2 separate regions of the Homo sapiens genome follow, and region 1 is linked to region 2. The links are chromatin loops, found by intact Hi-C in ENCODE. Cell type or tissue: OCI-LY7. All regions are shown on one strand. Each heading gives the region's core, and the rest is flanking DNA. Links, peaks and the distances in the headings are about the cores only.

What was found. Hi-C counts contacts between places; a loop is a spot of excess contacts. Peaks named below come from ENCODE experiments on the same cell type or tissue, not always from the same donor. Only the 100,000 strongest peaks of a DNase experiment are listed, where the experiment ranks them.
Region 1: a loop joins it to region 2, with 3 times the contacts of the local background. A loop is called at or near these places in 11 of 110 quality-filtered maps.

The regions. Positions count from the first base shown.
Region 1 is chr5:135,476,238-135,479,041 of GRCh38, reverse strand. No RefSeq gene overlaps it. Among named protein-coding and RNA genes, the nearest start is that of TIFAB, 25 kb to the right of the region's middle. In OCI-LY7, for the core only: no CTCF peak of the experiment used is centred there; no DNase peak of the experiment used is centred there.
Region 2 is chr5:135,536,158-135,538,961 of GRCh38, reverse strand. No RefSeq gene overlaps it. Among named protein-coding and RNA genes, the nearest start is that of NEUROG1, 1.6 kb to the right of the region's middle. RefSeq lists an enhancer at 2,496-2,804. In OCI-LY7, for the core only: no CTCF peak of the experiment used is centred there; no DNase peak of the experiment used is centred there.

The DNA.
Region 1 (2,804 bases), core at 86-2,585, 60 kb after region 2:
TTCAATTAAAAGCCAGCCAAGCCAGGCCTGACATCCACACTCTCACTGGGTGAGGATTTAATTAAGGATGGTGGGGAGGTAGAGGGGAGGAGGCGACCTGGGAACGCCCCACCTTGAGCTGACCACCATGGTCAACCTATTGTTGTTTCCAGCTCAGACTATGGGCTTGAGACCACCGAGCACATTGGAAGCAGCAGCGTTTCTCAAAGTGCAACAGAATCCCCTAAAGGGGTGGAGAGGACTGTCACAAATGCCTTTTTCTGTGCCTCACCCCGCCACCACTTATCCCAACTTTCTGAGATAGCCCAGGAGCCTGCTCTTTTATGCATTTCAAGGTTGGGTTCTGATGCCTGTGGGTGTTGAGAACGGCTGTTTCTGTAGATTGTGAAAGCAATTTCGCAGATCAAGATGATCAGCATTTTAAACAATTGAATGAAATGAAATGGAATATCAGAATAGAAAATATCAGAAGACATCGCATAGAGTGAGAGGAAGTATTAGTTAATGCATCTTTTGCTTTCATTTTGTGTGTGTGTGTGTGTGTTTATATTGAGCTGCTATGAATTTTTTTAACTGTAGATTTCAGTAAAAAGAAGTAAAAAAAACCCAAAAAACAAAAAAACCCACATTCACAACATTTCAGCAACAAGGAGGTGTTAAAGCCCTCACAGGCACCCAATTCAATGAAATCTTAACCATAGCTGTTCCTTCAAGCCTATTGATCCTAAAACATCATGATCGCTGGAAGCCTGCCCTTTCCCAGAAGTCATCTGCAGACAAGTAGGAAGGTGCAGCCATCTGCTCTTCTGGGCGTTGACAGGCCCATTCCAGGCCCACACTGGGGCAGGTGTCAGAAAGGGGCCCCCAAAAGAGACTGCAGCCAGGGCTTGTATTGATGGCAAGAGCAGAGCCCCAAAGCCAGCCCCACAACCAGACTCAGAGTGTGGGGCAACGCAAAGGTGCCAGCAGCACTACCCTACCTTCTAGAGTTCATGGCCTGCATGGGAGAAAGGGGAGGAGGTGCAGGAAAGGGTGTGAGCCTGCAGTGAGGCAGCAGCCAGGGAGGAGTGGACAGAGGGCAGGCCTGGGCAGTGCAGGAGGGGGGCACCCCAGGCCAGGCAGACGGCCTTCCCGAGTGCCATATTCCCCAACCCTTGCAAGGCCAAGCCGTCCCTGCCCTCTCTGCCTTGGAAATCCCTTTGAGCTAGAGAGGGCAGATGGGGGTCAGAGAGTGATGAGCCCTGGCCCCAGCCCTGTTTGAAATCTCGGGCCAGGGGCGAGGCCTTCGAGGTGGGGTCGCCACCTCCAGGGCAGCGGCGTCCTCCAGACTAGGCCAGCTCGTTGCTAGGGCCCCTCTTCGGAGGCATCAGGTTATAGGGCCGCGTGGAGCAGCCCATCTGCCGGCTAACTTCTCACTTTCCCCCCTAAGGCTGCCTGTGACCCGGCTCCCCGGGCTCTGGCCCGTGTGTAAAAGTGGCGGGGGGCCTTTATTCCCACCGAGCCCCTTCTCAGCAGCTCGGCAGCCAAACTGCTCTTGGATTACATTTTGATGAGTTTTCAATTTAGGCTTAGCAGACAAGGGAAGGGAGGGTACGGGGGCAAGGCGGTGGGGGGGTGGGCAGGGGGCGGGCAGGGGAGCCAGCGGAATAAATGCAACAGATGGGTCCAATTGTACTGCCTAGGCAAATGAAGGAAGACATCTGTAGCTCCCGAATACTGGTGGTCTGAAACGCAATTAGCCCTCTGTGAAAGGGGCCCCTCACAGCCCCCTCGGCCAATCCCCTCCGAGGCACTGCTCACGTTACAATGGCCTTGACCACAATCCATTGAGTAGAAAAAGGAAAAAAGAAAAGAAAGAAAGAAAGATTAATCCAGGAGTTGCTGGGCGGTGGGGCTGCAAGTAGAGTTGCTATGCTGGAAAGGAAAGGTTACTTACGTTTCTGCTTTTCTCTTTTTTTGCTTCTCAAGATATCTACTGTAGGTCCTTATTCAAGAGAAGGAGAGAGGGGAGGGTCTCACTTTTTCGCTCGGTGAGGTTATATGGACCCACATCTCCAGTGGTTATTAATCTGCAAATTGCTCAGAAACCTCAATTTTCTACTGACTTGTTTGGGAAATAATGAATGAAGACACAAGTCCCTGCGGTTGAGACTGGGCCCCACCCCCTGCCCCCTGAGGAGTGAGAAAGCTGTTATGTGATAAGACCCCTTCTGCAAGCGATAATTATGATGGCTGCTGTGAGTTCCAGGGAGTTGTCTTGCACAGTTGGAAACGTGAGTTCTGCCCGATTCCTCTGAGTTCCTGCCTCCAAATTTCCTTCTTGTCCCGAGTGCTGGGGAGCCCCACTGAAGAAATGGGAAAGGATTTGGGCCTCAGTTATTCGTGCATATTTATGATTGATGGATCCTGGTAGAAAACGGGGTGGGGAGCTCAGTACAATAGTAGGGGCTACCCCTGGAGGGGGTAAGACAAGGGTACCTTTAAATTACCCTCCTGGCTTTGTTCCCCTCCGGGCTGGTCCTTGGCCATCTGACGGGGAGATGGCCGCTCCCCCAAAGAAGGTGAAAGAAAGCCCACGTTCTGGCGACCCCTTCTTGGGTTTCTCTGCCCGTGCCCTTCAGAGCCATCAGACGGCCCCTGAAGTGCCTGGGCTGGTGTCACAGGGTCCCCCCCAGGACATCCACAGCAGCTCAGTGTCTCCCTCACAAAGAATCTTTACAGACTAAGAACCATGGGGCACACTCCTGTTGTTTGTTTTGTTTTATTGTGGTAAAATATACATAATGTAAAATTTATTATTTTAA
Region 2 (2,804 bases), core at 95-2,594:
ATCCCTGGGGTAACCTGGAAAAAAGACCTCCCCATCTCCCACCTCAGTTTCCCATGTATGAGGTGCAGTGGATAGATGAATAATTTCCAAAGGTTCTGCTGGCACTGAACCCTGGCTTGCAAGACTCAGAGCCCATGATACCCATCAGCCAAGTTTATCACCCCTGTCACCCCAGTGTCCAGCACAGTGCCTGGCCCAGCACAGGCAATCAACATAGCCAATGGATTACTTCAAAATAATACAAGGATAATTCTCTATGCTTCAGCAACCTGAGGATTTAACTTGGTGTTTTATTTATGAAACCGCAGACACTAATCCTGGCTATCTGAAGCAGAAAAGCCCCACTAACGAAAGGCCCGCTATGGGAGGGCTCATGCAATCAGTGGGAAGGCTGGAGAACCAGGCTCAAAAAACAGATGGAACAAGGGCTGGCCCTGGGAAGAGTTCAGACAGGATGTCCACTGGTTCCTGGCCACCTCTTCCACCACTGGTCACTGGCTCTCCCGGGTTGTTGCCATGACACAAGTGAACTCTAGACTGTCACCAGCTCTGAGCCTAAATTGCAAATGGGGCAGCTAACTGCCTGTACTAAAATCTTTTGGCCACACCCTAATTGCTAGGAATGGGGAAGGGGTTCTCATGCATTCAAATTTCTCAACAGGAAAGCTCTTCACGTACCTGTCAGCCAAAAAAGTGACACTGGCCAAACCAATTCTCTCATTCAGGAATTTGGAAAACCATTTGTTGTAGTGGGTTGAAATAGTGGGCCTCCATAAGATATGTCCACCCAGAATCTCAGAATGGGACCTTATTTGGAATAAGCATCTTTGCAGATATAATGAAGGCAAGGGTTGCAAGATTAAATCATCCTGGATTAGCTGGGCCCTAAATCAAATGACAAGTGTCCTTACAAGAGACAGAGAAGGAGAAGACACAGAGAGGAAGGCCGCATGAAGAAAGGAGGCAGAGATTGGAGTGACACAGCTGCCAATCAATGAATGGCCAAGATGGCCAGGAGCCACCACTAGAAGCTGCAAGAGAGGCATGTCACAGATTTTCTCTCAGAGCCTCCGAAAAGGAGCCATCCCTGCCAAAAACTTGCTTACAGACTTCTGGCCTCTTGAACTGTAAGAGAATGAACTTCTGTTGCCTTAAACCCCCTAGTTTGTGGAATTTTGTTGTGGCAGTCCAAAGAAAGGAAGCTGACACAGGGAGAGAAACAGAGGTGGGGGGCAGAGAGAGGACCCTTGGGCTCCTGCTGGTTTACACAAGTCCTCGAAGCCCTTGAGTTCTTGAGAAGCCCCCGTATCCATCCAACAACTGCCCTTTCCTGAGTGAGCTGGTCGAAGCCACTTTCTGTGACTTCTAATAAATCTCGAGCCCTTATATATGACTGTGTCCTAGCCTTCCACTGAGATCAGGGGTACCTGCAGGGTGCAGTCGGGGAAGGGGACAGCTGGGCAGAGTCCCCTGAGCCAGAAGGCAAGCGCTGGTCAGTGAGTCGAGGTGGGAACTGCCACTACACAGCCCCCTTTCTCAAAGGGGCCAATCCCCCCCCAACCCAAAGAGTCAGCTAGGCTCCCATGGCAGCAGGCCAGGCATCCGGCCTGAGGCTACCACTTGGATATCAGGTGGGGGGCAGGCACTTTGCTGAAAGCTGCTCATTTTGTTTTTAATACCCTCATCCTATAATCGAGTGCTGTTCCTTACTATTTATCCTCCAAGTACAAAGTTGGGTGATGTCTGGGCCCCTGTGGCTCCTGGGTGAGTGTAGGTGACAAGAGAAAAGTAACTCCTGACATGCAGAGGGAAGACCTGCTGGAATAGGCGAGTTTAAGACACCGAAGGCGGGAGGGGGTTTGGAGGAAAGGGGTTCCACTGTCACCTGCTGCCCTCCAGGGGCCAGCTCTCTCTCGGGCCAGGGGAGCTGGATCCCCTGGCTGGCTCACCCTGAAGAGGGCCACAGAGGCTGCAAGCAGGGCTCCAAGAGACGGTGTGCAACGGATTTCTCCGGGCATGGGGCAGGCAAGGTTTCAGGAACGCCAAAGAAAAGGAAATTCTCATATTAATAATTATATTCTCATATTATTATTTATATAAATTCTCATATTATTAATTCTTATTAAGAATCTTGAGGTGACTTGTGGGCAGAGGTGCGGAGGAGGGTGGAGAAGGGAAGGGAAAGAAGGGAAGGGTGAGACCAAGACTCAAGGCAACCTGGGAAATCACCCGATCCTCTTTTCCACTCTCCTCTTCGCACTCCCCAGATGAAGGTCAGATTCTTTCCCGTTTCTTCATCAGCCTGAACGGAGCAGCGACACTTATCCTTGCCCTGCGCCCTGTGCCTCTGGCATGGCCACTCTCCAGTCTATTTGAAAATGATTTTCACCCTGTTCAGCGGATGCTGCACATTTAGTGTTCCACAAACATTATATCTGATCATCCTCCACAGGGTAAACTTTTGTCTCATCTTACAGGTGGGGAAAGCAATGCTCAGGGAAGTTAAATTACTCGTCCAAAGTCACGCGACCACTAAGCAGCTGGAGAGGGGATGCGAACCCAAACTCCAAGTACCCTCCAGGTTTCCGCAACTCACTGGGCGGCTCACACTTTCGCGCTCGCGCCCCGCCTCCCCGTCCCACCCCAGCGAGGGGCGCCCAGCCCGCCCCAAGAGGAGCGTGCCTCGGCCGCTAATCGCCCGCCGACCCCGCCTCTGTTTCACTGCCTGGAGACGCCCTGGCCAGCTTAGCCCGAGCCGACTCCCGGGGCCGCGCGACGCCGCCGATTGGCCGGCGGTAATTACG